Regions from separate parts of the Mus musculus genome. Here all the other regions are linked to region 1. A link is a loop called in an ENCODE intact Hi-C map of the cell type or tissue named here. Cell type or tissue: heart. All regions are shown on one strand.

What was found. Peaks named below come from ENCODE experiments on the same cell type or tissue, not always from the same donor. Only the 100,000 strongest peaks of a DNase experiment are listed, where the experiment ranks them.
Region 2: a loop joins it to region 1, with 3 times the contacts of the local background. A loop is called at or near these places in 4 of 42 quality-filtered maps.
Region 3: a loop joins it to region 1, with 8 times the contacts of the local background. A loop is called at or near these places in 31 of 42 quality-filtered maps.

The regions. Positions count from the first base shown.
Region 1 is chr2:37,921,088-37,929,087 of GRCm38, forward strand. All of the region lies in intron 13 of Dennd1a (DENN/MADD domain containing 1A), which reads right to left. Among named protein-coding and RNA genes, the nearest start is that of Crb2, 150 kb to the left of the region's middle. In heart, a CTCF peak has its summit at 4,866 (motif pointing right); no DNase peak of the experiment used is centred here; H3K27ac peaks cover 310 bases.
Region 2 is chr2:38,587,373-38,595,372 of GRCm38, forward strand. It overlaps Nek6 (NIMA (never in mitosis gene a)-related expressed kinase 6), which reads left to right. Exons shown (of 10, transcript NM_021606.3): 10 at 1-118. Psmb7 (proteasome (prosome, macropain) subunit, beta type 7) reads right to left here. Exons shown (of 8, transcript NM_011187.1): 7 at 3,325-3,476; 8 at 674-916. The coding sequence ends at 805. Among named protein-coding and RNA genes, the nearest start is that of Psmb7, 53 kb to the right of the region's middle. In heart, a CTCF peak has its summit at 4,908 (motif pointing left); no DNase peak of the experiment used is centred here.
Region 3 is chr2:38,373,030-38,381,029 of GRCm38, forward strand. No RefSeq gene overlaps it. Among named protein-coding and RNA genes, the nearest start is that of Gm13584, 8.2 kb to the left of the region's middle. In heart, a CTCF peak has its summit at 5,502 (motif pointing left); DNase peaks (open chromatin) are centred at 3,002 and 6,462; H3K4me3 peaks cover 1,243 bases; H3K27me3 peaks cover 7,383 bases.

The DNA of each region.
Region 1 (8,000 bases):
TAAATAAATAACTTAGAAATCTAAGAAGGAAAAACATTTTGAAATTAGAGAATAATCTACTCATCAAAGAATGTCTTAAGGAAATTATTAGTAATTTAAATAGTACTATGAAATACTAAGATGGAAAACTAAGGATTTTAAAGAAACTAAGACAGATTGAAGATAAGCAAAGAAAACTAAAAACATGACTAGTTAGACTCTGTGGGGGAAAAAAAGAAAAAATTCTTAAAAAAAAAACTTTATATTTTGCTTGTGAGCCTAGCTTTTAACGGTTGAGCCATCTCTCCAGCTCTAAAAGCCTAGGGATATGGCAGTGGTGGGACTCGAACCCATGCTATCGAAATGACTGGAGCCTAAATTCAGTGCTTTAGACCACTTGGCCATGCTACCTTCCTAAAAAGGGAATCAGATCACATTACAGATGGTCATGAGCTACCATGTGGTTGCTGGGAATTGAACTCAGGACCTCTGGAAGAGCAATCAGTGCTCTTAACCACCAATACATCTCTCCAGCTGTCTCTTAGGTGGCTCTTCCAGATCCTGACCAATACAGATGCAGATGCTCACAGCCAACCATTTCCAGCCTGAAACATTTCTTGAAATAAGGAAAAGACATACAATAATGTATGTTTTCCCCATAATTAAAACTTATTTCAAATATCTTGAGGGACTATATAGCATACATGAGACTACAGAACCTGAATGACCACTCCAGACAGTCTAGTCAATCTGCTAGACATTAGAAAAGGGGGAGAACGAAGAGAGAAACAAATAAACCCATTGGCACCTAGTGAGGAAGAACATGTGCCTGAAGAAAGAAAGAAAATTGATTCCCTTAGGATTTTTAACACATTTGCCAGATTTAGAGACACTTAGACAATACTCAAGGAAGTATAAGCCACAGTTTCTAGCCAGAAAAATGACTTCTACGTATAAAGGGCACAGAAAAGATCTTACCAGCATTTAATTTTGGACTGATTTTGTCAACTTGACACAAACCTAGACATATCTGAAAATAAACTCTCAACTGAGGAACTGCTTCTATCAGACTGGCATTTTCTTTACTACTGGTTGATTACTTGATTACTAGGAGGTCCCAGCCCATTGTGGGACCGCCCTGAACAGGGTGGTCCTTGGTAAGAAAGTAGGCTGGGCAAGTCATGGCGAGCAAGCAGTAAGCAAGCAGTGATCTTCCATGGCTCCTGTTCTTGAGTCTCTGCCCTGACTTCTCTCAATCATCAGCTATGACTGGGATAGATAAACCCTTCCTCACTAAGATACTTTTGGTCATGGCATTAAGTACAGCAATAGAAAGCAAACTAGGGCAACTTGTGTTTTTGAAATTTTTATATATTACTCGGGTCACAAGACACGGAAAAATCAAGCTGGTACTCTATAGGAAGCTTCTTCCCTGATGGCTTTCATAATGCCAGAGGCAGCTTATGTAGGATGTTGGAGAAAGGTCATCAACATCCAACCCAGCTTTGAACTCTGTGCACTACAGTAATGCCTGGCATTGCAAGGTTTGACCATCAACAGTGACACAAATATTACAGAGGCAAACAATAACATTCCAAGTGGCGGACTGAAGGCTCACTCCACAGGAGGGCACAGATGCCAGGCTCTGGAAACCATCACCAAGACCACAAGCAGCATTTGCAACATCGTAGACACAGACACACTAGGTTCCAGTTTCTCTCCCAGCCGCTACCTCATCACCTGGGCATTTTTGCCAGTCTCTTACTCCATTTGCTTTTTTGGGTACATTTTGCGATTTAAAGCATACCTTACTCACTTTCATTGCTCCTACCTATGCCTTCCTGGAATACATAAGTTTTGAAGGCTGGATATAATTTATTTTGGGTATGTGTAGGATCTTTCTTCTATTATCCAGGCTGGCCTTGAATTCCTGAGCTCAAGGGATCTGCCCATCTCAGCCTCTGGGGTACTTTCAACTATAGATGTGCATACCTAGCTCAGGGACTTTATTTTGCTCACTATTATATATCCAAGCACCAAGAAGAAGGTGTGTAGAGGAGAGCCTTTGAAAACAGTTGCTCCCACTTGTTTAAGTGATTCCAACACTCCATGCTTCAAGTTTTATATCTAGCATATCAGGCATAACACTGCATATTTACCCAAGAAAATATAAACAACTGAAAAACAGTAGAAACCCATAAGCATCAAGTGCCTTTCTCTCATGCTACTTTTGTTTGACACTTGTCCATGAAGGGTAACACCAGTCACCTCAGTATAAAAGTTCCCTTCAGGACTAGATGATGGGAACTTGTTTAGGACAACCTCACTCCCTCCATGCCATTGTTAATGCTGGAAGATGAGAGCAAAAATGCCGCACAGTAGGAGAATGGGCGAAGGGAGGCTAAGCAAGTGGCATATGTGTAATACCAGTGGGCTGTGCACTGATAGAACAGGGCTGAGTGGAGACCTGCCAGGTCACATCACTAACAGGGACCAGCAAACCAAACATAAAATAATCTCCAGCTAAAGGCTTTCCAAACTCCCGCCACGCCTCCATGGAATGTGACTGCTGGTGATTTGGGCATCGCTGGATAAAAGGCTTCTTGTGGCAAGCAGGGAAGAACATGGACTGGGACTTTACATCTGCTGTTGCATTTGATTCTCAAAGCAATTTTATGACAGTGGCATTCTTAGCCCCACTTAACAAATGAAAATCCTGTGGTTTTGGGGGGAGGGTGCTCATGGCTTCACAGCTTTTTAACGCTGGCTCTCCCAGAATCCCATTTTTCTTTAACTTGTTCCAAATGGCTTCAATAATACATACAGAGAACTTCTCTAACACTGGGATGGATTACCCAGAGTATGTTTTATAAGATTTCCTTACCTGCCAGCCTCTAGGAGGAGGCCACATACAATAACAAATTGAACATTTGCTCACTGATCATTGCTAGGCAATAGATGCCAGCAAATTCACTGAAGTTTGGAGGTAGTCAATCAACATGTGCAGGTTTCTGACATTATGTTTAGCACTGGGTCAGCCCCAAGAAATTTGAGATATCTCTCTCTTGTTTCATAATGAGGTAGGAACAAGCCAGACATAGATCACTGAGGCCTGAAGGTATTTTTCGCTTCCTTAATTTATAATTGAGAAAACAGGGTTCAGGAAGGTATGATAACTTGTTGGAGCCACACAGGTAGAAGAGGTAGAGTCTGGATTTGCATCAGGTCGAATGAAAACCCAAGGGGCTACATTATGTTACTCACCATGTATTAACTGCTAAGGAAGAGGGTCCATAAATAGCCAACTGTCTGTGTCTGGTTGAAACTTGCCCCTATACTCCTGCTCTGCTTTGCATAGACATGGCCAACCTGCCATTTAACAGGGTCTGCTGCTCACCTGGTTTTGCTTAAATAAAGCATCAGTGAGACATGGAGGGGGACGCACAGGAAGGGAAAGCTTGCATGCCGCTACTCCACTCTTACTACCAGTGTAGATAGGCTGCCCAGCAACGGCTTGTCCTTGTGTGATTCAGCCCCCTCTGGCACCCAGACCACTATGCCAGGCTTCTCCTTGCTTCTGCAGGTGCTATATCCTAATCTTGCTTCTGGGGGTCTCATCTCAATTATATGCTTCAATCCAGTCAACTGGTCTTCCTCTTTGGGAACAGCACCATAGCCACTGCTGGTCTCTAGGTTCCCTCTGCCACTTTGAGTCACAGCTCTTCTGTAATGTGTTCAGCCATTTTTTTTTTTTTTGTATTATTACCCCTTTCTGTTGTCCAGGATAAAACCTGACATGTGACTAAGTTACCGGACCTAGGGAACAAACAGCATAGCTTATGGCCCCAAGCTATGAAAGCCCAGTGATGGCTGGGAATTGGGTCTCAATATCACCTGTTGGCCCAAACTGATCAGACAACAAAAGCTTTGGGAAAAGAATGAGTTTGTTTGTCCTTTTCCAAGCTTCACAGACAGGACTGGAGTAGGAAGAACACAGCTGGTATCCTAATTGCACACTCCACATCAGCCACACTGTTTCCCCCAAACTGCCATGAGGAGTAAGAGCCAGGCAGGGGAGGGAAGGGCTTCTGAAAAGTACTGGGCTAGGCAGAATTAACCTTTCATTGTTCTTTTCTGAGCTGCAGGGCTTCTATAAGGTGCACTATAAATATATAATACAGTTGTATAGGTGTCATGGACATTCCAAAGTCTGTGGGATTAGAAACCTATCAACCTCCAACTCTTCAAGGAACACTGCTAGAAGTGCTAGATCATGGGCGCATTCTTTCCTGGCCTTCTTATAGGCTGGGAGCTAGCCAGACATCTTCATCCGCAGTCACACTCCGTCCTGTCAATGCCACGCTCCTTTCAGGCCCCGACTCTCTGCATGCTCTGCTTCCTTCCTGCTTCCAGGGTTTCCCATCCAGGTGCCACCTTCCCTGGGAAGCTTTCCTTGTGCCCCTGTTTCCAACAGCCATGAAAATCCCTGCTACCTTCCACAATACTCCACTCCTCTGACCGCAGCTCTCTGCTCATTTCCTGCCTCCTCCCCTGCAGTGTTCTAAAGAATAGTGACTGAGTCTGATTTGTCACAGCACAACAGCTAGCGTGTAGGACAGGGTGGGTAGCTGGCCAGGGTCATCAGAGGGTCATACATTTCAAATGCTTGTAGCACTTTCTACTATCAAGGTTTAATAATTGACTTAAAAATTTAATTTACAAATTAAAATAAAAACTATTGTTACAGGCATCTTTACTAAGTCAACTTTTATGAATGTACTTACTTTTATTATGATGAGAATAATTGATTTTTTAAAATCCTAAAATTGCCTGAACACAGCCATGAAAAACATGGGCTAATGCTACCGTGAGAAAGCTTCCCACCACTAGGTGTCAGCCCAGGAACAGAGGAGGAAGGCTGTATTCAAACTCGTGTTTTACTTATTCATCCAATTATCACTATAAATATCAAATATTTAAACAACAAAATATTAGGCAATTAAAATTATTTATTAAGGGAATGTTTTTAAAAAGATATATAAAATTTTGACATTTCCCCTTTGCAGAATAGTTTATAAATGGTGTTATTTTAACCTGTATTTGTCAAGAAACATTTGCACAGATTAGAGGAACTAACTCCTAAGAGGAAAACCAACTCGCTTTTCTTCAGAAAGGCCCCCAAACTGTATATAACACAGACCATATGGTCACCCCCACTGTGGAGCGTGTGCAGAGCAAAGTGCATTGCCCCCACAGTTAGGCACATGGAGGGGTTGGATCCCAGTTCTGCCATTCTGAAAACAAATGTGACGCCATCTTTCCCAGCCTCGGTTTCTTGTCAGTAAAATGGGGCTATCTGACTCTCTGCATGGGGACTGAAAAACAACAAAGGGACTGTAGTACGTTAAAAGCCCCAACAGAATAAATGTTCTAGTCTTTTATTTTCCTTTAAGTCTTAATGATCTATGTAACAAAACTGCTTTGCAGATCCCAAACAAAAAGTGAGATTATAAGAGCTAGGACCATTCATTCATTCAAAGGATAGCTGATGAGAATGTCCTAGGTATTGAGAAGGCTCTGTGTCAGGGACACTTGTGCAAACATGACACTTCATGCTCTCCTGACCAGGTCTCTGTGGTGACAGACTGTAGTGTCATTATCTACTGCAGAATGTATCCAACAACCTGGCCCCTAGAAAACCAATGTGCTTGGAAGCCTAGTGTGTGTGTGTGTGGGGGGGGGGGGATCGGGATCTACCATTTTCTCTTCTACTTATCATTATTACCACAAACACCATGGCTCCATGAATGTTACAGTCCTCTACTGTATGCAGGTGTAGGAAAGAATGGTATGCTGTCCTGCACTTGAGAAGCTCACAGCCTGGCTATGTAGGCAGACTGTTAGGTGTTATTGGAAACGAATCAGAAAGATTTCCTTTTCAGGGTTTCATTGAAAAGGCAAAAGGTCATATAATTAAACTGTTTGATTTAAACATGGTAACTGTAACCACCTATGCTTGCTCCTACTTCCAATAAAGATACATTTACTGCTGTCACAGCCAATCCTGGGGTCAAGCTCTCTTCATGCACACATAACCTAGAAGAGAATACAGACTGCACGATGACTTTACACATGATCCTTTCCAGATCCTAAATGACTCTGGTCAGTTTCCAAACAGCTGCCTGGCCAGGCCTTTGTTTTATGTTGATATGCTTGCTGTGTGTGTTAGCTTGTGTGTGTACCCTCAGATGATGTTGTAGGGGATACTTTCTTGGTTGTTTGTTTGTTTTGAAGACAAGGTTTCTCTGTGTAGCCTTGGCTGTCCTGGAACTCAATATGTAGTCCAGGCTGGCCTCACATTTAGAGATCAGCCTGCCTCTGCCTTCTGAGTGCTGGGATTAAAGCATGTGCCACCACCGCCTGGCTACATTAAAACAAAACAAAACAAAACAAAACAAAACAAAACAAAAAACAAAAAACTAAGTGGCTACACTAAAATATGACCACCACTCCAAGCATAGAAAGCAGGCATTAGCCATTCATATGCTCACTAACAGTCACTGGCTGAACATGGACTGATGCTACGTGAGGGACACCAGGCCTGTCAAACTCATTCTAAAGGAACAACATGAGAAAGGAGGCAGGATTATCAAATGGAATCTAGTGAGGGTTTGGTGTTCTGCTGAGACAACCTGTAACACGCTACTACATTTTACTTTTTCACATCTTCTCACACTTGGGGGCTTACATTTTTCAACTGGGCAATCTACTTCTAGATTCATCGTGTGAGTCTGAGGTACAAAGCCTCCAGAACTGTACCAGTGTCTGTGCTGTGGCTGATTTGGTGAACCACAGTCCTTTCCTCAATGGCAAAAGCTTTCTCTCTCTTTAAAAGTTCCAATTATATTTTCTTTAATATATTTTTAAAACTGACTGTCCTCATTTTAAAAAATGATTGTCCTTATCTTGAACTACACCTACCTGTAAGTGCTGGGAGCAATGACAGATGAACAAATAGCAAATGCTTATTAAAGGAAATCATTTAATGTGAGATTTTATTCAATTTTGGCACACAGAATTTGAGATAAAAGATGTATTTCCTCTGCTAGCTCAAAAGTGGAGTCAGAATGGCTGTGGGCTCTGTGCTCTGAATGGCTACAGGTGCCCTGTTGCACACACATGCCATTGTGCTAGAGTGCAGCTGTCCCTTTCTCTCTTCTTCCCACTTTACCTCCCTGTCATCCAGGAAAGTGCCAGTATCTTTATCAGCATGGCACTGTGTAGGCGTTTTATATGCATAACATTTTTCTCAATATTCATACAAAATAGGTGCTATTTCCACTTACAGATAAGAATTGTGAGACTCAAGAGTGGAAGGACTTTCAAATGCATCCACTAATAGATGAGAGAGTCAAAGCCAGGTACCCACAGCCATGCTTGCCCTCAGGCTGTGACCTCCTCAGCTCCCTAGAGTCACAGAGCTGCTGTGGTGGCTCTGAGAGCCCACTGCCAGGAGGGGAGTGTCACTCCCTACTCCATTCTCAGGACATGATCTTGAATTCAGATGACTAGTAGTCCAGACAGAGGCAGGGGAGAGGGAGGAGAGAGAAAGAGAGAGGGGAGCCCAGTGCAGTCTATTCTGAACTCGTGTTCTTAGGGCACTTCCTTGGCTTAGGCTGGTGGTTCAGGCTGTAATTCCCAGACTGCTTGCCCACAGGTGGGAAAACAAGATAGCTTTTCACAAGCCTTTCCCAAATCTGGGCTTCATAAAGTTACTGCTAAGCATGTAACAAAAGCACGGGTTCTGTGAAGAGTTCCACGGTGACAGGGATGCTCAGCAGAGAAGCATCTCTGTATAAAGTCCATCTGAGCCCCTCAAAGCACAATGTTAAACACTGTATTACCACGAGACAGCGCCTCCACACCAGGCATCATGCTTGTGCACATGCCATAGAATTGGTCACAGGAGCCAAGAGGTGAGACTACTCACCTTTATGAAGTCCAGGTTTGTAGGAAACATT
Region 2 (8,000 bases), 670 kb after region 1:
TATCTGCCCTTGGTACAAGCAGCCTCTGCAAACCAAAGAACTTCATTTCAGCACTCTACCCATTGTCCACACCAAGAGAACTATCTGCCCAATAAAATGGCCCTTGGGATGTACAGTCTCCACTGGACAATCACTATCCAGAGAAGCAAAGCAATGCTATGTCTAATTACTGCAAAACAGCAAACATCAAGTTTTCCTTTAGTTGTCACGAGAATGGCTAGAGTGCAGCTCACCAGTCTCATACAGCCACACAAATACCCAGTTTCCATCTATCTTTCTCTAGACCTGAGCATGTTTAGGCTGAGAATTCAAACTGAAGATATCTGTCCTGGGGAGGGGGAACTAGGGTCTTGTTTATGTAGGGAAGCCATCCACTCAGCCTGAGACTTCCTTGCCACTGCTTTGCACTGATTCACTCTGTTAGGACAGGTGCCTGGGGTTACCCCCAAGTGAAGATAAAGTAAACAAATATAGGCCTAGGTCATATTCTTTAGAACCAAAAACCCAATCTGTTTTTTTGTTTTTGTTTTTTGTTTTTGCCACAAAGAACTAATCAGTTTCAGAGGACCACACCACTAACACGCCAGAAAGATCTGGAACATAGAAAGGAAAGTCGGGTCAGTAGGAGCCCAAACGCACAGTTCCAACATTACAACCACTCACTAAGTTTTTTGTCTTTTTATTTATTTATTTTAATTGAGCAATTGCCAAAGGCATGTTTTCTGGTTGGGGTAGAATGGGGTTGGGGTAGGGGTGGTATGCACCCCGAGTCATCTAGAGTTATCCAACCACCCACAGCACCATTCACGAAGTATCCATTGTCTGAACAGTCTCTTCTAGCACCTCAATCTCCAGAGGGGTAACTTTCTCGGTGAGGACAGCGGTAGTGCCTTTCTCACATCTGTACCGGCCAAGCCTAATGAGAAAAATAAAAGCAATTAGACTTCTGCTCAAGTGCCCAACGGAGGTCAGGACAGAGACATTTTGGCCAGACAGCAACAGGCTTGACTAGACTCTGAGAACTCCACCTCTGGGGCTTCAAGGAGTCAACCTCCCTTTACTTCCAAATGGTACACTTGAAAGGGGTGTGTGCGTGCGTGCGTGCATGTGTGTGTGTGTGCATGCATGCACTCGCATGTGCATGAGACAATACTTAAGAGATAATAGAAAAAGCACTGTTTTTCAATTTTCCTTCCACATCCCACCATTCTCAGTAGAGCTAGAAGCTACTTGGTCATGTGACTTGAGGCTTCCACTTCCGTAAAACTCACATCCTGGGCATTAAATATGAGTGATGTAATTCGCCTTCTGCCCCTCATCTCTAGAAGCACCAGCAATACAACATAGTCCACAGCCAAGCTCCAAGTGCCTCACTCTAGGCCAACTGTCCCTGCAGGGCACAGTGGACTGATTGCCACTAGGACATGCTCACCTGACCTGCCTCCTTGGGGCTTGCTCTGAGCACAAGGCTCTCATCCTTATCCACACGTACTCAAACTCTCCAGTCCTGAGTCTGCCAAAATATGGTACCAGAAAACTGTTCCTTTGTCATGTGTCTGTCTGTCTGGAGTCACAGTTCCATCAAGGTTGTGTCCGATCAGTGGAAGCTGTGCCATTATCACATGCTCCTAGAAAATGTATCCCTTTAAACAGCACTTGAGCTTCAACAGGGAGCAGATGGGAGGTACATGACAGCTCAGGTGGAAGGCATACTTTTTCAAAATACATCTATCTGTCCTAAGGTTTAAAAACATCTCTTGGACTGCACCTTGCAGGGCTATACTGGCAGTTAAATGTTGCCTTGAGACAATGGCCCAACAAGATAATTCATTTGAGCTTTACCCTGTCTTTAGGGGGAGTGGACACAAGAGCCCTTGTACCTTTTGGATAAGGCTGTTGGTCTTAGCAGCATGCAGGGTAGCAGCCAGGTCCATCCATGATTCCATGATGGTGACAGGCATGGAACAACTGCCAAGCCTTAGCCCTCACCTGTTGTTTCTTCTGGAGAGGGTTCCCTCATCCAGGCAGCATTCTCACAATCACTAACTAGTCTAAAGGACAGTGGGGTTCTAGAGTGTGTGGATACTGGTACCGCCCCAAGGCAGATTATTGCACACCTCCCCTTCCTTGTCACCTTGTTGGGTCCATCCCCACCCTAAAGGCTAGGAATAGAACCCAGAGCCTCCCACATTCTAGGCAAGTGTTCTTCCACAAAAACCAGATCCCTGGCTCCACAGTGCTACCTTTAGCACAAAGGTTCCTTTTGCAATCACACCTACTTTTCAAGGGTGGCTTTTAGAATTCTCTGTCTGGGCGACTATCATTCAGCCCACATGGAACAGAAGCACTCCCTAGTTCTCTTCCCAAAGGATCAGATCAGCATCCTTCAGTGGAAGCTGCTTTCCCAAACCAGCCCTAGATCTTAAAGGCAGCTTCCCTTTTCACTCAATGCCCAAGGAACTGGCATCACACTACCCTAGCTCTGTCATTTCAAATACAGGACTGATACCCAGAGCCACCATGCCAGCCAGTGGCCATCCCTGTCACCCACCCCAGAGCTGTCTGACACTAAGCTTCCACAATGCTGAGAACAGCCTACAACGAGGCACTGTTAATACTGAAGACCCACCTTTTCTTGTGAATCTAGAGCTAGGGATCCTCAGTGGGTATAGAAGCAAGCCTTCCAGAGGTCACATGCTACTAATCAGAGCGCTCAAGTAGCTATAACTGTCAATTCGTGAACTACAGGTACATGCAAACACCATGTCTTTTGGACCTAGAACATCCCATAACAGCTCAGATCTTGGCTTGCACCACTGAAGTGAGGCACCCAGGGATGTAGGCCACAGTTTCAGTGGCATGACTGTAGCATAAACAACACTGGTACAAACCATGGCCACAATTCAGAGGCTTATAGCCACAGGATTAGGACTTTTAGGATGTTTTGGGCCAGCCTGAAGAAAGGCTGTGGGCTGGCTACCATGAAACATAAACACTTCACAAGATTCCATACAGGGCTTAAGATGCTGAAGAAACCACAGGGGGGTGGGACAGGGGACACACACTTCAATGTCCCAACTGACTCTGAAGCCTTCTCTTAGACCCATTCCACCTTTCCTGCCAACACATGACAGATTAAGACACTTCTCCATGCCTGACCAACGCTGGGATCTTTGAGTAGCCCGACTCAAAGGACTGTTGTATAAGCTGCTTTGGAACATTTGGCTTTTCTCAGTGCAGGGAAACATCCAGAGAGCCCAATCCAGATGGCATAGGGATGCCAAAGGTGATGGGACAGAAAAAAATGATATCCCGTTCACTTACCTGGTCCCTTTCTTGTTGGGCACTGAGAATGGACGAAGAAAGTCCAGCTTGCTCTTGCTGATAACACACAGATCAATGTTGCTTCCAGACCCCAAGTCATTAAAGATGCCAGCTGCAATAGCCTCACTCACTAGCTTCTTGGCTTCTTCCTCCTGAGAAAGCAAAAGGGCAGTCATGATAAGTTATGCCCACGGAGAATGGTGGCATACTCAGCGCACATAATAGTTCACAGGTCTGTTTGTTCGTGGTTGTTGGTGCTTAAAACCTCCTTAGAGCTGGGCAGTGGTGGCACTTGCCTTTAATCCCAGCAGTTGGGAGGCAGAGGCAGGCGGATCTCTCTGAGTTCCAGGACAGCTAGAGCTATGCAGAAAAACCTTGTCTTGAAAACCAAACCTAACCATCACCACCATTCCCTAGAACTGACTCCAATGGTTTGCCTGGAGCTCTTCAGGTGGTAAGCAGGGGCCTAGACTTTTCAAAGTCCTTCATGCCCTTTCTTCACTACAATGTCTTCCATTATATGCTGCCAGTATCTGTCATTTAAAGAAAGACTCAATAAGTTCTGCTGAAGTCTTACTGCTGGGCAGTAATACTTTAGGTTTCAGGGTACACTTATTGTCTGTTACAACTATTTGATGCCAACACCTAACATATAACAGCTACAAACTAAGCATAAACAGGGTGATTATCAGGCCCAAAAATACTTTATTAACAAAAACGGGTGTTAGGTTGGATTTGACTCCTGGACTCAGTTTGCTAAATGATCAAAATATCTTAATGTTGTTGACTCCAGGATAGAATCTTCCCATCCAATAATGGGGGAAGACAAAGCTGCGTTTATAAAGTCAAAGAGTAAGGTAAAACCCCTATGGAAGCCATCTTCTTAGATAACATAGTGGACAAAATCAGCACTGTGAGGCTGAGACAAGCTGATAACAAAATACAATCATATTTCTGGGGAAATGCTGCCAGAGCCAAACCCAAGACCACTTTGCCCTCACAGAATTTGTCTCCACCCAACCTATGAGCTTACAAGTTTACCAAAGTGACTTGCTGTTTCTCCCCAAATTTCCCATATGCCAGGGGAGACACACTAGGACCAAAGACAGAGGTCCCAGAACTTTATCCTCTTGGGATTTTAAGAGTTCAGGCCCATGTGACAGCTCCAAGGCTTGTCAGAGGTCAAAGGCTGAGTAGGAAAGACAATAAAGGTCGCCTCAGCAAGGCTTCAAGGAGAGCTGAAGGCAGGCTGTAAACAAAGGCATCCAGGAAATGAGCAAAGCAGGTAGCAAGGCAGAACATAGGTCCACCAAGCTGCAATCTTTTATGAAACAAGGGCAGGTGTGAGCCAGCCTTTCCTAGCTGTGTGCTGCCGCTGCTTCCCAACAACACAAGGGTACAGACACTTGAGCCCAACAAAACACGCATCTCAGGAACACCACCCCCAACTTCAAGTCCCACACCCGAACTGCCCCAAATTTGGTCTAAGAGCCTTGATGAGCAGATTCAAGGCTTCAAGTTGTGCGAAAAATCTGAGCCAGGTTTGAATACTAGTGACAGTAGTGCCCTCTACAGACCCAGAGGAGGATAGAGACAGCTCTGCAAGAGTGGGAGGGATCTTTACCAAACCAGCAGCCAGACACCTTTGTAAGAGCAGTGAAGCAAGTTATTCTCGTGTGCATCTGCACAGTGCCTTGAGAATTCACCTCACAGAATCATCTAATCAGGAACTGTTTCTGAACAGTCCCACAAAAGCCTTACCAGAAACAAGGAAAGGTGGTATACAGGAGATGCTAGTGGAGACTGCTCCCACACAGAAAGCAAAACCCAATCACCGGCTTAACAAATGCAACCTCATTCCAACTCTGTTTATTAACCAACCTTAGATGTGCATGTGCACGCTCGCTGGGAGTGCCCTGCTTGCTCCCCAGCTCGGGGCTTCCGACCTTCTCCCCCTTCTCTTTTCTCCACTTAACTACCGCCTTTGTCTGTTCTTGTCCCTTTAGCTAGTGCTCTGAGCAAGACACATGGGACAGAAAAAAATAACCAACAGGCAGCACTTAGCACCACAGATCTTAATTCCCAAGGGAGGATGACGCTGAGAGCATGGAAATATATGAGCTGTTGTTACACATGCCTGTCTAGTCTGTATTCATTCACCTGGACAGGAGGTGCTGCAGAGTGCAGGTGACTCTCCCTCTGCTTTGTAAACATTTGCACATGGAAGTAAATCCCAGCAAAAGCACATTTCAAAAAGTACAAAGAATTTGAAATGTATTATGTATAATTTGATCCACTTGTAGAATCATCATGTATACAGACGTGTAAAGGCTTTGACAAATTGAGGAGACATTTAATGCTGCTTCACCAATTCAAGAGAAGATGATTCTTTAAGGACTCCTCCCCCTTGACCCCACCCCCACCCCCCAGTTATGAAATGGAAAACTTCACACTGAGTACCTACCATAACATGTTAAATACAGAATCAGGCACATGGATAATCTCTATCCAGTTTTATTACAATCCCCAAACACCTACGGAGGCTCATACTAATCAGAATGTATGGCCGAGAGGGAGCCCCAAGGCCACACAGCTAGCAAACAGTAAATAGTAAAGCAGGTTTGTGGTAGCCACAAACCGTATCAGCTAAGTAACCTTCTTGGGCTCTGGGCTCTTCACTACTTGGGGACGCCACGGCTGTGTTAAGTTTAAGGATAGGTGCCAATTTCTGTCTGGCTTGCCAAAAAGCAGCTCCTATGGCTGTCACTAGAGAGCAGGGGAGCCTTGTGCTTTCCCTAACACCCTCAGACTACCTGATGAAGGCCTTTCGCCTCTCTACTTTGCACAAGATAATGTTCCCACAATGTCCTGTCAGGAATGCCAGTATCAGTGGCATACCTTCAGGAGACAGAGGTGGGCAAATCTCTGAGTTCAAGGCCAGCCTGGTCTACAGAGTAAGTTCCTGGACAGTCAGGGCTACACAAAACAAAATAAAAGATGATGGTCTTACTTCATGTTCTTCTCACCACCAAACTCTCTCAAAACACAAGGAGGTTGAAAACGATTGCTGTCTACCCATCACTTACGTAGTACTTTCAAGAAGTATCTTCAGAAACCTATCTGAGGAACTGCTTCATAGCTAAACTGCTGTCTTTAAACACGGTACTTTACAAACAGACTTCTAGGTACAGATAGATGCACCTATACTACTACGCATGGTCATGTTTTTTCTTCTCTAGAGTAAAATTTCGCAAATAACTTGTTTTTAATATGTGCTGCTATTATTTTAGAAAACTGTCAAGAAAATTTCAGAAAGGTGGGGAAAACACCACATTTATCACCTTTGGCTCACAGAATATTCAGGAAACATGTTTCTTCCTCTAGGATTCCTTCTTTCTAGCACTGTGTACCTCACTCTTCTGGAAGATCTGAGGTGACCTGGGTCCTGAGCAACATCTGCCTGGGACAGGTGCTGCTTAGGGGATCTCTGACCTAGCCCTGCAGACCCTGTACCCCAGATGGCTTGCCCCAGGTGCTCTGTTCTCCCCCTACTGCGCCGGCATCCTTCTCCAACCAGCCAGCTGCTCGAGGATTTACGCTGCTTATCTCGAGGGAACTTGGAGATTTAGTGTTAGACCAGCAGGGTACATCCCAGCTACTAGAAAAATAGCCCTCCAGGATAAGAACAGCCTCAAAACACTCATGCAGAAGACCACCATGACCCTGGTGACAGAAAAACCTGAGGGTCTTGGGTTCAAGGTCATCTGGCAGGTGTGGAAACAAATGATAGAACCACATCTTCCTACAGACTCCTACTTCATGTTGTGTGGCTGGGAGCAAGTAAGCACTTCTCTGAGATTTCGCCCTTCTCTGTAATATGATAGTACATTCTACCTCACAGGTTTGCTGCAAAAAGAAAAAAAAATCAAACACAGAAAGTACCTACTCCAGTGACTGGTGCACAGCAAATACTTCATGGAGGGCAGCTTATTTAATAAAGCGAGACAGAGGGACCCTAGATGCAGCCTACCTTTCAACAGCAACCGTAGGTAACCAAACCTCATGCCTGGAAAAGGTGGTCTAGACAGACCTGCTGACAAGCCTTCCCCCAACGCCATGGAGAAGTCCCTGTAATAATTAATCCAAGCAAACCACACTCCCTAAAAGTTCAGAGAATATAAAAGGAGCACTTCCTGCTTTATGGCTACAAAGACCAAACTAACTGGGAATATCAGTCCCCCGGGCCACCCTGCTTCTTAAATGAGATTACAATAAGAGTGATGTACTGTACTCCAAGTCAGCTGTGACAAGCAGCACTTTATAGAGCTATCTGTTTGTCTCCATCACTGCACCGCACAATGTGTCCCTGGACTCCAATGTGCAGCTCCATTTACCGCTACATGACAAATGGGCAGCACTTGTAAAAGGCACAAAGAGGTCCACGTCGGCCATGTAATGGTCACCACAGCTGTACCCGAGTGCTTGAGGGGACAAAACAGACCCCCAAGTTCATTAAACTGACCAGTAATGGATCTTTCAAAAAGTGCCTTAGGAATCGTACAGAAAAGGCTAAAATAAATAACTCAGCATGGAAGGCTAATCTGAAACGGTGTTTGATAAATTATTTATACCACAGGCGATTGTCTGCATTTAATATTGGAGCTACTAGTAGCATC
Region 3 (8,000 bases), 450 kb after region 1:
ACTCCCTGTCCACAGAGTACGGAGGTCCTGGGCAAGCTCTTCTGCAATCTTCTTAGCCTTGAGGGCCATGATGAGGCACTTAGCTACTCTGGCCTTAGTTCCTTCAACTGTAGTGGCAATATTTCTAAAGAATTTCTCTGTGAGGGAATACTACGAACCTTCTCTATTGAAGGTTGTCTAAGTCCTAGAGAGGTCACAGTGGAGATGGGAGTCCAGCTCAGAGAGGACAGCAGATGGATTATGAAGACCTTGAACGGTGGGTTGCTCACTCATGGGTGGTACCTCACTCATATTGGGAAGTTCTGGTGACTGTTGAGATGGAGAGCAAGTGAAACAGGGAAAACACAGGAAGCTAGGGCAGTTCCCTGGGCAGTAGTCCAGCTTCCATCTCTCTATATGTCTTCGTTCTCCCCTTGTCCCAGTGAGTGTGGACCCAGACAGAGAAGATCTGACTTACAGTGTCTCCTTTGGGCTCCTGGGCTATCTGGGAGACAAATGAAGCAACAGCCAGTCGACCTAACCAGCCAGGGTCAACCTGACCGGCTGAGCAGTATCACCCAGCATAGGCTCCATGGGATACTCACAGCTCAGATGAATCCAAACACCCCCCCACCCCATACCAGCTACCGTGCTGCAGCACATGGGCAGTTCAAACCCCTTCTGGCATCTTGCAGAAGTGGAGGATGTACCGGAGGAGCAGGAGATGGGTTTCTGAGAAAGTGGAGAGCTGTAAGAGGCTGCCTTCTCAGGAGGAATGGAGGACTTTTTGAGTTGCAAGATCAGGCAGCAGCAGCAGCAGACTGCAGTGTTTAAGGTGGCTGGGGTCTGCAGGAGGGTGCAGAGGAAGGGTTCAAGCTCTCCTGCCACTCTTGCAGATTTCCCAAATGGTCAGAGTGGGAATGCAGCTCAATTGGTAGAGCGCTGACCTAGCATGTACCAAGCCCTGGGTTCAATCCCTAGACATGGGTGGATGCCTGTAAGCACAGAATTCATGAGGAAGAGCCAAGAGGATCTGGAGCTAAAGGTCACCCTCCACAGGAAGTTCAAAGCCAGCCCTGGAAACAAGAAGACAACAAATATGTGTTCTAACCGGCCCTTCATCCCTTCCTGTGGAGAAGCCTAGCCAAAGATATCTCACAGACCCCAAGGAAGGAGTCTTTTCACATCTGCAAAGCAAACTTGGCTCAAAGGGCTCCCAAAACATCTATTGAACAATGTGCTGATGCCCATGGGTAACCATGGCAGCACGCAGGCCAGACAAGGGATAACATTTTGGCATAAAGACCCACTCACAAGTTGGATAAAAGAGTGAAAGTGACTCTGCAAGTAGAAGAAAGGAGCAACTGCGTGTGCAAAGGCCCCGAGATCCAGAGAGTTCAAGGCACTGCGTGTCTGGAGTTTTCATATGGAAGGCCAAGATGGTGGGAGGTGAGGCAGGAAACGTGGCAGCATGCTTGGGCCATTATTTTAAGAGTACCAAGAATGTGTGAATACTGAGTCAAGTCAGGTCAGGAGGGGTTGAGTGGGTGGAGTCAAAGGGGGATTTCAGAGTCCGGTAGAAGTCCTAGTTAGGGTTACTATTGCTGTGATGAAACACCTTGACCAAAAAATAAAAAAAAAAGCAAGTTGGGTAGGAAAGGTTTATTTGGTTTACACGACAGACTCCAGCACTGAAGGAAGTCAGGGTAGGAACTCAAGCAGGCCTGGAACCTGGAGGCAGGAGCTGATGCAGAGGCCATGGAGGGGTGCTGCTTACTGGCTTGCTCCTCATGGCTTGCTCAGTAAGAGGAAATTATCTAGCTGTAAGAGGAGGTGGAAGACAGGGAGTAGGATCATGCCTGGGCAGATGGGGTCACACGACCCTCCATCCAGTGGGAGAAAACTTGGGAAGAGCAGGCAGAAGGGAACAGGGTCCACAGACTTGGGACTTGAAGTTTCAGTACCTTTAAGACATCAAGTATAGGTCCATTCCACCCCCACCCCAGAGACTCCCAAGCAGATGTGGGAGGCACTCTTCTGTGTCTCCTACCCCTCCTGAGTGAGGTGGTCATAGGCTGGCATTGGTGGCTCTTTGACAGTCAGTCCCTGCCCATATATCTGATGCAGGACTTGGGACCTGCACCAGTCTCTGGGCATGAAGCCAGCCAGGTGTGCCAGACTGTTGCACACTGGGTGGGCTCTGCCCTGGGGTCCTGTTCTCCAAACTCCAGCCCAAATATGCACATACCCCCCCGAAACTCCCCTGCTTAGCATATCTCTTTGCTTCTAAACACAGTGACTGTTTTTTGACTTGACTCCACTTCAGATCAGCCAATGTCCACCAGCCAGCCCTGTGTGGCCAGCATAGCACAGCCAGGAGCATCTAATTGGCATGTGAGGACAAGTCCACAGATGTAACTCAACTCTCCTTCCAGCTGCTGAAAGGTTCAAAATTCCACATCCTTCTTCTTTGTACCCAGTACAGTGCCTGGCACATGGCAGATCCTTAATAGACATGTCCTAAAGCTGGGGCATCCAGTGTCAGAGAGCAGTCCTTACAGCATTGGAACCAGAATCTACTGCAGATTCTGGACAAACACCCACCTCTCCGAGCTTCTAGAATCTGTAATGGGGTGGTGTCAGGTAATAACACCTGCTTCATAGTTTGTGGCCCCTGTAGAGTGTAACTCACAGCCACAGCATTTTGTGGAGAGCCTGTAGCCTGGACAGGCTCTTGCCTTGGAGCAAAGGCTGTTTTGTTTGCCATCTGTCAGCTAGTACTCCTTTATGTGTCTTTGCTCCACCGAGAGAGAGGTGTGGGAGGCAGTCCCGCAGGGGCATGGCCTTGGTGGTTCTCAGATAGAGCCTGGGGGTTGGGGGTTAGGGGGCAGGGTGGGGCTTTGGGGCTGTTCCGGCAGAGAGGGTGGCTGCCTGTCTTGGAGCTATCCCAGGAGGCAAGGCCCTAGGGACTGGGGAGGGGGCGGAAGCCGGAGCAGAGGTGGGATCCGGCGGAGTGAGGAGCGCAGACATCCTGCGGGGGCGACTGCCAACAGACAGGTCAGCTCCCTAGGGAGACAAGAGCCGCAGGCATCGGAGGTGGGACCTGGGGTCCTGCCTGGGAGCGTCGCAGCCGGGCAGAGAGCGCCCCCTGGCGGTGCACCTCGGCATTGCCCCGAGTCTCTAGTTTCTCCTCTTCCTTGGTAGCCTAAGGAAGGTCTCAGGGTGAAATCCCCCAGAGACATCAGAAACAGGAGACCCTTTCCAGGCTGAGGGTACTGTCATCAGCAAACCTGGAGTGATCATGGATCATGGTTAAGTGCCTGAGTGTACCAACTTCTGCAATAGGTGAAGTGGAGAGCTGAGAGAGTGCCAAACCCAGGGCGTCTGGACTGGCACACAGATTTCCACATGTCTGCCTAACTTTTAGACCCCTTCTCCAAGCCTTTGGGCAGAGCTTTTCTGGACCCCAGTGTGAGGGACACCCCAAAAATGGGAGGGATGGAGAGCTGCAAGTTATTATCCTTGGCCTGTGGGATACTCTGCTATTAGTAGTCTCCCTGCTGAGCAGTGTGTGTGTGTGTGTGTGTGTGTGTGTGTGTGTTGCTTAGTGTGCAGGGCTGCTTGCATTTGCAGAGATGCATATGCATATACATATGATGTGTGTGTGTCCGGTGTGTGTTTCCACATCTAGGAGCATGTTTGTGATAAAGCACACCAAAGTGCAAGAGTGTTTGTATGTGTTTGGGTCCAGTGTGTTCCTGAATCTGGGCTCATCATCTGTCAAGTCGGTGTTGATTCCGGCTGACTACTCAGGTCTGTATGGGCCACAGGACACTACCTGTTCATGGCATACTGGGTGGGGGTTAGTGTATTGACGGCAAGGAGGGGTGACCACCATTATCACCTTCCACACAGCATACGGCTAGCTGATCCCCTGCCCTGCCCGAGGATCACCCTCGTCGTCCCCCTCCCCCACCTCCCTTCCATGTTTAGCACTTCAAGTTTCCTTTGAAAGATGAGAAATCAAGGTTTACAGGGTAGAGTTTAAGGACCCTTGGGCAGAGGTCACCGAGCAGATCCCTGCTCAGCCTCCAGGTCTCAGCCTGAATTCTTTCCTCTCCCAGAAGGGCCCTGGGCACCCTCTGCCCAGTCTGGAGAAGGGGTGGGGACAGGTTTCAGGGCTGGGCTCTGCAGAGAGAAGTACACAAAAGGCCCAGTGTCTGCCCTGCCTCCCTCTCCTGGCCCTGCTCTTCTTGGGGAGGTGAGGGAATGTCCATCACCAGGCTGCAGAGAGGTGTGTGACATTCCTGCTCAGCAAGGGACCAGTCTGGGTAGTGGACTCACTTGCCCACACCAGCCTTCAGATGACTCTTCATGGGTGGGATGAGGAAGCACAGCTCCTGCCTGAATTTGGGGCTCCGGCGCCAGCTCTTGGCTGGCGCTCACCCAGACCCAAAGTGCTCCAGCTTGTCCTGTTCTGAGGAGGGATAGATGAGTAATTGAGATCAGGATGATACCAACAGAATGTACTAATAGGAGCATGTTCACCGCTACTGTTTGCTGAGGCCTGACTTTGAGCCCCTGTTGGGCGCTGTATACGGGCTCTGGAAGGCTAGGAGACCCAATATTAGGGTCTCGGACAGCCTGCTTCCCAGCTCTGTGACATTTGGGCAAGTTGCTTAACATTGCTTTGCCTCAGTTTCCTCTGCTTTAAAACAACAAATTATTATATATATATATATATATATATATATATATATATATATATATATATAAATAGTCAAGCCAGGTGTGGTGGCTCATGGCTCTAATCCCAGCACGTAGGAGGCAAAGGCAGGTGGTACTCTGAGGTCAGCCTGGTCTACATTGTGAATTCCAGGCCAAGCCAGGGTTACATAGTAAGACCTTGTCTCAAAATGCGGGTAGGAGTAGAAAGGCTGGAGAGATGGTTCAGCAGTTAAAAGTACAGGCTATTATTTTTCTAGAGTTTAAGGTTCAGTACCCAGTACCCACACACAGATGAATAACCGTCTATAACTCCAGGTCCAGAAGATCCAAAGCCTAATCCTGGGCCCCTGGGCACTGCACACATGTGGTGCACATACAAGCGGGCAAAAACACCCATATATATCAAATTTTAAAAATCTTTAAAATTAAAAAAAAAGAAATTAAGTTTAACAGTAGCTCCTATTTGGGGATCTCCTTGGTGCCTTGTGGCCACCTAGATGGTAGGTCTTGTTATCTTCACTTGATGATGAAGTAACAGACTGATCTATTTGAAACAGTCTCTTAAAAAGGACTGCCCAAGCTGAGCCTTGACTCTAGCCTGATACAAAGTTTGGTCTCAAATGGTTCCTGTTTGTAGCATTGACCGGGCAGTTCCTAACTGGTTGGTACAACTCTCTGAGCCAAGAAAGGGTTTCCCCATGAATCACTTATTTGATTCTGTCCAGATCCTTAAGAAGGGTATTTAACATTACCCACATGTTGCTCTCCCTCCCTTCCTGGCTTGTGCCCCCTAGAGTACAGTATCGGAAATTCATCCACTTCTAGGTACTCTAGGTATAGGGCGCAGAGGGAACTAATGTAGACTTGTGAATGAAGGACACTGGACACCCGAGCCAGGGCAGAGATTTGAGAGAAGCCACCTGAAAAGCAAATGTCTGAGTTGGAGTGGAAGGGGCAGGTGTGACACACACCCCTACACACACACACAATCTATATCTACAGTGACACGTGCTAGTGTGCTAGACACAGTTGGGTGTGATTTAAGGGCTTTGTAGTCATCTCTTTTAATCCTCAGAATGTTTCATGTAATTCTGAAAACTTGTTTAGTACAAGTAACATCAACCTGGTTTTCCAGATAAAGAACTTTGGGTCCGAGCCCACAAGGCTACGCAGCTAGCTGAGCTGGACCGGAACTCTGGTCATCCACACGCCTTCTGCCAAAGCCAGGAGGGAACTGAGAAGTGCCCCTGCAAAACTGCGGGCCTGGCCTGGCTCTCCTTGGCTTCTAGAACCAGGAAAGGAGGCTCCAGGTGTAACTATGACGGCCCCCCACTTTCCTCTTGGCTCACTCGGGGTTCCCACAGCTCTCACCCCCGCTGCCCCAAGCAGGGCTGGGCTTGCAGCAGGATAACTGGGTCGGGCACCTAGGTCCAGGGTGAAATATCAGATGACACCTGCAGGGTGGCCTGGATTTAGATGAACCCCGAGAGCCGCTCTTGCAGCCTGGATGTAGCCCCTACTCCTCGACCGGCCGAACCCAGAGACGGAGGGTGGGGGGCGGAGAGGCGAAGGGGTGTGTGTGCTGTGGCCTGCTGAGTACCCCCTGGGGCTTCCTCAAAGCAAGCCAGGAACCGCCTACCACCGAGCCAGTGCGTTGTTTTTCCATCAACAAGCGGCTTACGTAAACTCCCCGCCGCCTCCCAGGGCTGCCAGCGCGGGGGAGGCGCCCTATCTGATCGGGTCTCAGCCAGTGTAGGGGTATCCTGCGTGCCCAGACACAGGCCACCAGCACTCAGGAGGGAGAGCAAGGTCCCCTTCCCCACACCCACTTGGGGGACCCCACCTTCATCTTGCGATTCCACTGTCCTGTCCTGCAAGGAAAACCTCTTCACCTGCCCGCAATGAAGAGCATGTCCTAGAGAGACGGCCAGATGGCCAGCCACCAGCTCACCTGCTCTGCACTCCTTCTTAGTGGGGCATGGGGGTTGGGGAGCAGATTGGTATCTGATAGTGAAGACCAGAGCAGCAATAAAAAAGAAACCCACAAAGAAAACAAAAAACGTGTTTTGTTTAGAAAACTTTTCAAAATCATAGAAAAGTCATTATAGACCATGAACATGCCCATCCTAAAGTTCCCAGTTTTTAAACTTTTGCCTCTTTCCAACCCCTTCTCCAAGGTATCTTTGAATCAAGGGCATATTATTATTCCCATTTTACAGATGGTGACGTTGAAGTTGAAGTAATTTCTCCAAAAGACCCAGGGGAGCTGGAATTAGACTTACACATCTCAGCTGAAAAACAGTTTACCCTGTGTTTTTCTTAATTTTTAGAACTACATTTGTGTGTGTGTATGTGTGTGTGTGTGTGTGTGTGTGTGTGTGTGAGAGAGAGAGAGAGAGAGAGAGAGAGAGAGAGAGAGACCCCATCTGAGTGCATATGGTGGTCAGAGGACAACTTTCCAGAGTCTGTACCTACCTCCCATCAGGTGGGGGCTAAGATGGCAAGCACCTTTATCTGCTGAGACAACTCAGCCCTCCCCACCTCTGTCCCTCCCCCTCCCCTCAACTTCCCTATCTCCCCACCACCCCCACACACCCGTACACTCACTTTGCATTTTTAAAGTTATATTCCCCTACTTCCCCCATGACTACTATACACATAGTCTATGCAGATACCCAGAGCTTTTCCTATCAGTTTCCTTATCAAGATCTTTCCACAGACACCCTTCACACAGGGCTTTTGTTCAGTGTGCACGACTCTGAGCTTTGCCATAGAGATTTTTCCATATAGGAAATTAAAAACTCCTCTGTTCCTTTAAACCAGTGTATATTATTCCACTGAATAGACAGTTGAATATGCGCCCTTCACTAGCTCCCTGTGGGTGAGGAACCAGGCTGCTTCCAGACTGTTAGCATAAGCAGAACTGTGGCAAATGATCTGCATTAGGACAGCGAACTGTGTATGTATGGGGATATTTGCATGGTGGATTCCTAGAGATGAAAATTGTGGGTTAAAGGGTATGCAGATTTTTAATTTACTCAGATATTGCCAAATCTCTCCTCCGGGAGGGTGCCCCAGTGTTCCCTCCCACTTACAATGAATGGAAATGCTTCTCTCCCACACCCGTGCCAACACAGCGTGTTATCAAACTTTCTGATCTTTGTCAATCTGTTAGATAGAAAATGGTATCTCAGAGCTGTAATCTCTTCTCTCCTGCTACAAGGGAGGTTGACCGTGTTTTCATCTGACTAAGAATCATTTACGTTTCCTTTCCTGGGAACTGTTTGTCTATC